Linked DNA regions of Homo sapiens: region 1 is linked to region 2. A link is a loop called in an ENCODE intact Hi-C map of the cell type or tissue named here. Cell type or tissue: K562. All regions are shown on one strand. Each heading gives the region's core, and the rest is flanking DNA. Links, peaks and the distances in the headings are about the cores only. Region 1 has its middle 180 kb from the start of GACAT2. Region 2 has its middle 18 kb from the start of RAB12-AS1.

Region 1 (2,916 bases), core at 227-2,726, 230 kb before region 2:
GGTGGGATTTGAACAATGAGAACACTTGGACGCAGGGTGGGGAATGTCATACACCAGGGCCTATCGTGGAGTGGGGGGAGGGGGGAGGGATAGCATTAAGAGATATACCTAATGTAAATGACGAGTTAACAGGTAAAGCACACAAACATGGCACATGTATACATATGTAACAAACCTGCACGTTGTGCACACATGCCCTAGAACTTAAAGTATAATGATGATGATAATAATAATAATAAAGAAGATATGCATCAGGCTTCATGTGTCAAAATGCCTGCCTTATCCTATCTTTCCATCTTATTTATTTATTTTTTGAGATGAAGTTTCACTCTTATCGCCCAGGCTGGAGTGCAAAGGCACGATCTCGGCTCACTGCAACCTCTGCCTTCCAGGTTCAAGCAATTCCCTGCCTCAGTCTCCTGAGTAGCTGGGATTACAGGCATGCACCACCATGCCTGGCTAATTTTGTATTTTTAGTAGAGATGGGGTTTTGCCATGTTGGTCAGGCTGGTCTCAAACTCCTGACCTCAAGTGATCTGCCTGCCTTGGCCTCCCAAGGTGCTGGGATTACAGGTGTGAGCCACTGTGTCCAGCCCATCTTATTTAATTTTTATACCTCCTTTGGGAAGCCAAGGTGAAAGAATCACTTGAGGCCAGGAGTTTGAGACCAGCCTGGGTGAAATAGTAAGACCCTGTCTCTACAAAAAAAAAAAAATGAGAAAATTAGCCGGGTGTGTAGCCTGTAGTCCCAGCTACTCAAGAGGCTGAAGCACAAGGATCACTTGAGCCCAGGAGTTCAAGGCTGTGGTAAGCTATGATCAAGCAACTGAACTCCAGCCTGGATGACACAGCAAGCCTTTGTCTCTAAAAAAATAAAAAATAAATAAAAAATTTTATATACATTAAGATTTAAAGGCCATGAAAGTTGTTCTTCAATAGAAAACTACGTTAGTGTTAGATATAAGTTCTAATTTTCTCTTCAAAGAATCAGCATGTCAGTATGTTTAATTCTTTGCCTTCTACTTTTAAACTTAACTTCCTCGTAAAGCAACTTTTTTCGATTACTTACTCCACCCTGACTCATTCTGATTATCTACTCCACTCTGACTCATTCCAATCACCTGCTCCACTCTAACTTATTCAGATTACCTGCTACCTGCTCCGCCCTGACTCGTTCTTCACCCTGCTTAACCATTTTTTCCTGCCAAAACACCCACCCCCTCACCCTCTTTAAATTAGCCAATCGGAATTATTTTAGCCTGTGCAGTCTAACCCTAGCCAATAGGGGAACGACACAGCAGCAGGTGCCACGTGCGTCAGGGATAAGAACCTCTTCCCCTCCCTTGTCCAAGTGTGTGCTCACCATTGCTCCATCTATAAGGGTGCACCCTTCTATAGAAGTAACTTGCCTCGCTGAGAATTAAAATTTTATATTTGAGTGCTATTTCTTTTGTGGCATTGAAACTTTATATATAACAATTTGGGGGCTCGCCCATGATTGCATTCCCCTCTTGGGATGGTCTCTGGTTCTGTCTCGTGAGGAGGCGCGCCCCGCCCCCTTGTGGCAGCCTCAGGGGTGAGAAATGATTCCTCAGTATGGGAATAACCCAAGCTCTCAGCAACATGGAAAAAAAAATAAAGGCAAGAACTTTCCAGTGGGGAAATTGAGCCTTATCCCAAAAGGCAAGAAATTTCCAGTGAGGAAATTGAGCCTCACCCCAAAACACAAGAAATTTCCAGTGGGGAAATTGAGCCTCACCCCAAAACACAAGAAATTTCCAGTGGGGAAACTGAGCCTCACCCCAAAAGGTGAGAAATTTCCAGTAGGGGAAATTGAACCTTGAACCTTACCCCAAAACCATCAAGATGGGAAATACACCAAGCAAGAGAGGGAGCAAGGAGGATAAAGATGGTAACAAAGATATCACTCTGGATAGCCCCCTAGGTCTCATGCTAAAACACTGGAAGGCTAATGAAAGGACTAAACATAGGAAAAAGCAACAAATGATAAAATATTGCTGTTTTCTTTGGACTCAGGGACCCATCCTCAAACCCTCAATCTTCTGGCCGAAGTTTAGGTCGAATGAGGATGCAATGTGTCAGTTTCTAATCTGATATGTTAATGATAGAAGTCCAGTGTCTCAAGAAGAACTAGGCTATGGAGGCAAGGACCTGCCCTCCTTTTTCCCTTAAAAACAAATAGGGAAGAACCCAATCTGGCACCTCAAAATGAAAAGTCAGAGGAGCCAGCTCTCATGCCTAAAAATTCCAGCACATGGGATCCCCTAGACTATCTTCCCCCATTCAGTGTCCCCAATTTTTCCCCTCAGACAGCCACTGCTGCCTCAGATCCCATTCCAAATTCCTCCTCTACTCACATTATCCCTCCTCCTTATAACCCTGACTCTTGGGAATTACCATCCCATCAGCCTGTTCTCTCCCAACCTAAATACCCCTCTCTAAAAGGACTCCAGCATGAGGTAGAACAATGTAAAAAAGATATTCAGGATTTCCCATTTCCCTTGGTACCTAAGAGGTCAGCCCCAGTGCTCTTCGCTTTGAAAGAGGTACCACAAGGAGGGGGTGGCCATTGGCTTTGTAAATACTCCCCTAACCAGTTCAGAAGTCCAGAATTTTTTTTAAAAAGGAGCTTAAACTGCTACTAGGTGACCCTTACGGTGTGGCAGACCAAATTGAGCAATTCTTAGGACCTCAGTTGTAAACTTGGGTTGAGTTAATGTCCATCTTGGGTGTCCTCTTTTTAGGGGAAGAAAGAGTAGCTCCACTACTGCAGGTCCTTCCCCTAGGGGAAAGGGAAGGAGAGAGGAGAACAGCAGCATAAGCAGCTGGCAGAGGCAGGGAAAGAACAGTAGAGAGGAAAGAGAGAAAGAGAGGGGAAAGAGAAAGAGAGAGCAG
Region 2 (2,916 bases), core at 110-2,609:
TCAGTTGAACAACTCATGATTTGTGTTCTTTTCTTTATGTATGTTATACTGCAACGACAGCTTACCAATACAAAACAGAACCAAACCAAAACCCCCCAGAGGAACTCGCCCTTGAGAAGCCCTGGTTCCCCCAGCCCAGAGGACCCTGGGCCCCTGGGAGCCACAGCTGGCTTCCCTGATTGTTCCCCACTAAGAGGCCAGGAGAGAACTGTCTTTTTCTCAACTCTTATTTCTTACCACCTGCCCCTGCTCACCCCACAAAGGCCTCTCCAAGCATACCCTCTGCCTAATCTCCATTGCCCAGGAGAGAACTGGAGCAAAGTTAGTATCCTTTCCTGACTCCCTAAACCTAATCATTACTTGCCTATCATCAGATAGCAAGAGAAATCATGCTCTCTTCTAGCTGGTGTTAGTTAGATCCCAACTCTATGGTATCCTTGCCCAGGCTATCTACGTACAGAATTCATTAGAGCATCTACTCGATTCTCCCTCTTTTTCCTTTGCAGAGACTTTTTGATACTCCCTGCTTTTTTGCTGCTGACACTGCACTTGAGAGTGCTGAATCTTCTTCTTCTTCTTCTTTTTTTTTTTTTGAGACGGGGTCTTGCTCTGTTGCCCAGGTTGGAGTGCAGTGGTGCGATCTTGGCTCACTGCAACTCCACCTCGCGGGTTCAAGTGATTCTCCTGCCTCAGCCTTCCAAGTAGCTGGGACTACAGGTGGCTGCCACCCCACCAGCTAATTTTTGTATTTTTTGTAGAGACACGGTTTCACTGTGTTGGCCAAGCAGGTCTCGAACCTCTGACCTCAGGTGATCTGCCCTCCTTGGCTTCCCAAAGAGCTGGGATTACAGGCATGAGCCACCATGCCTGGCTGAGTCTTCTTTAAACACTTTCCCAATCTTGTGAGGACAGTGCCACTTTGTGGAAAGTGGCCCTTGGCTACCCCTGTCTTTTGTGGATTCCTTATCTACGACCCTCCCTGCTGTGTCACTGACAGACCCCCCACTCCTGTCCTCAGCAGGTCCTGTGATATATGCCAAGGTCACGAGTCACAATCTTTGAGTGTAGTCCATGACTAAAGTTTAAAAAGCAAATGCCAAGTAGATTTAGTGAATAAAATACAGTTTTGTCTTCCTTAAATGGCACCTAGAAAAAAAAAGCAAACAATAAATGTTATCAAAAGAGTTACCTTTAAAAATTATTGTACACTGTCTACATTTAACATTTCTTTGTGCTTAAAATTCTTCAGCCTTCTAATTAGGGAAATTCCCCTGAGTTCCAACTGAATTCATTGTGTCTGTTCAAATTGCAGCTAAAATGTAGGGCATAATTTTTAAAATTTACATTCCTCTTCTAAATTATACCACATCCACATATTCAAAGGATCTATTTTAATTATGTATGTTTTTTAAAATAATAAAGATTCTAATTTAGAAATAATTGTACAACGTATAAATGATAGTCTAACCTGAATTTTTTATCATTCGTGCTCTGCCTCCTCCTAGTGGAAATTTTGTATAATTGCACCAACTCCTCAGCGATTATTATAACACCAGGATTATTTAGAGTCCATATAGTTTCCCAAGAGATTTGAGGTGGCTTAATGAACATACACACTATAAAAAAGTAAACTAAATAAGTTGAAATGCAGGTTTACAGTGTATTCACTAAAGGTAATAATGGATTCCATGAGAGGTTTCCTAAAGTTGTTTCATTTTGGATGAAGGCATGACACCAAGTCAGAAGACAATTCCTGGAGTCAAGACCATGGGTTTCTTCATGCAGCTGTGTCTGAGCTGTCTTGACCTGGGAAATAATGCTAAAAGAAAAGAACAGAGAGTATGACTTTCAAACTATGCTCCACGGGATTTTCGATAAAGTTGAGCAGCAGGTATTTGAAGCTGGTATTCAATTTCAACAGCTTGGAGTGTGGGCAATTTGTGTAGCTGATTAAGAGCAATCCGTATGTTTTAAAAGCACCAAACAGATGGTAGGACTGCTGTCATTTCTGGTGGAAAATTAAGAACCTAATGAAAATGCTAGATTCACGAGATGACCAGCCGGGTCTTAGTATTCAATTTATTCACAATCACTTGATACTTCCATTGGCTTTTGTCAAATAGGCTGTGGTAAGTTATTTTGGGATCAGTCATGGGGGGAAAGAGAAGGAAACTGACAAAGCAACAGATATTTAAAAGAGCAGGGACTATGTTAGTAACCTTCATTTTGCTATCTCCCTTATTGTCACAACAATTCTATCAACCTACCTCACAAAGCCAAGTGGGGTTAGGACTTTGCTGAAAGAAAGATTTCTCCCTGTTTTCTTCTAGAGGATTTTTAGCTTTAGGTGTCATGCTTAGGTCTATGATCTTTTTTGTAGAGAGTGCAAGGCGTAGATTGAGGTACATTTTTTTTACATATGAATATCTAATTGTTCCAGCTATTCACTGAAAAATCTATCCTTTCTCCATTGAATTGCCTCTTTCCAAACTTGTTGAAAGTCAATTCACCATATATGTATGACTCTATTCTGTTCCAGTCATCTGTATGTCTATCCTTTCTTCTCCACTATTTTTTTTCTTTTCTTTCTTTCTTTCTTTCTTTCTTTCTTTCTTTCTTTCTTTCTTTCTTTCTTTCTTTTTTTTTTTTTGAGACAGGGTCTCACTGTGTTGCTCAGACTGGTCTTGAACTCCAGGCCATCCTTCTGCCTCAACCTCCTGAGTAGCTGGGACTACATGCACGCACCACCATCCCTGGCTTATCCCTTATGCCTTGATTACTGTCGATTTATAGTTAAGTCTTGAAATTAGATAGTGTGGATCTTCCAACTTTGTTGTTCTTCAAAATTGCTTTAGCCTTTCTAGTTTATTTGTTTTTATATATAAAGTTTAGAATTAGCTTGTTGATTTCTACAAA

The links. A loop is a pair of places that touch in the nucleus more often than their neighbours do. Peaks named below come from ENCODE experiments on the same cell type or tissue, not always from the same donor. Only the 100,000 strongest peaks of a DNase experiment are listed, where the experiment ranks them.
Region 1: it touches region 2 in a loop (2.7-fold over the local background); 3 of 110 quality-filtered maps call a loop at or near these places.

The regions. Positions count from the first base shown.
Region 1 is chr18:8,881,356-8,884,271 of GRCh38, reverse strand. No RefSeq gene overlaps it. Among named protein-coding and RNA genes, the nearest start is that of GACAT2, 180 kb to the right of the region's middle. In K562, for the core only: a CTCF peak has its summit at 1,556 (motif pointing left); DNase peaks (open chromatin) are centred at 1,191 and 1,551.
Region 2 is chr18:8,653,280-8,656,195 of GRCh38, reverse strand. No RefSeq gene overlaps it. Among named protein-coding and RNA genes, the nearest start is that of RAB12-AS1, 18 kb to the right of the region's middle. In K562, for the core only: CTCF peaks have their summits at 920 and 1,514 (motif pointing left); DNase peaks (open chromatin) are centred at 975 and 1,535.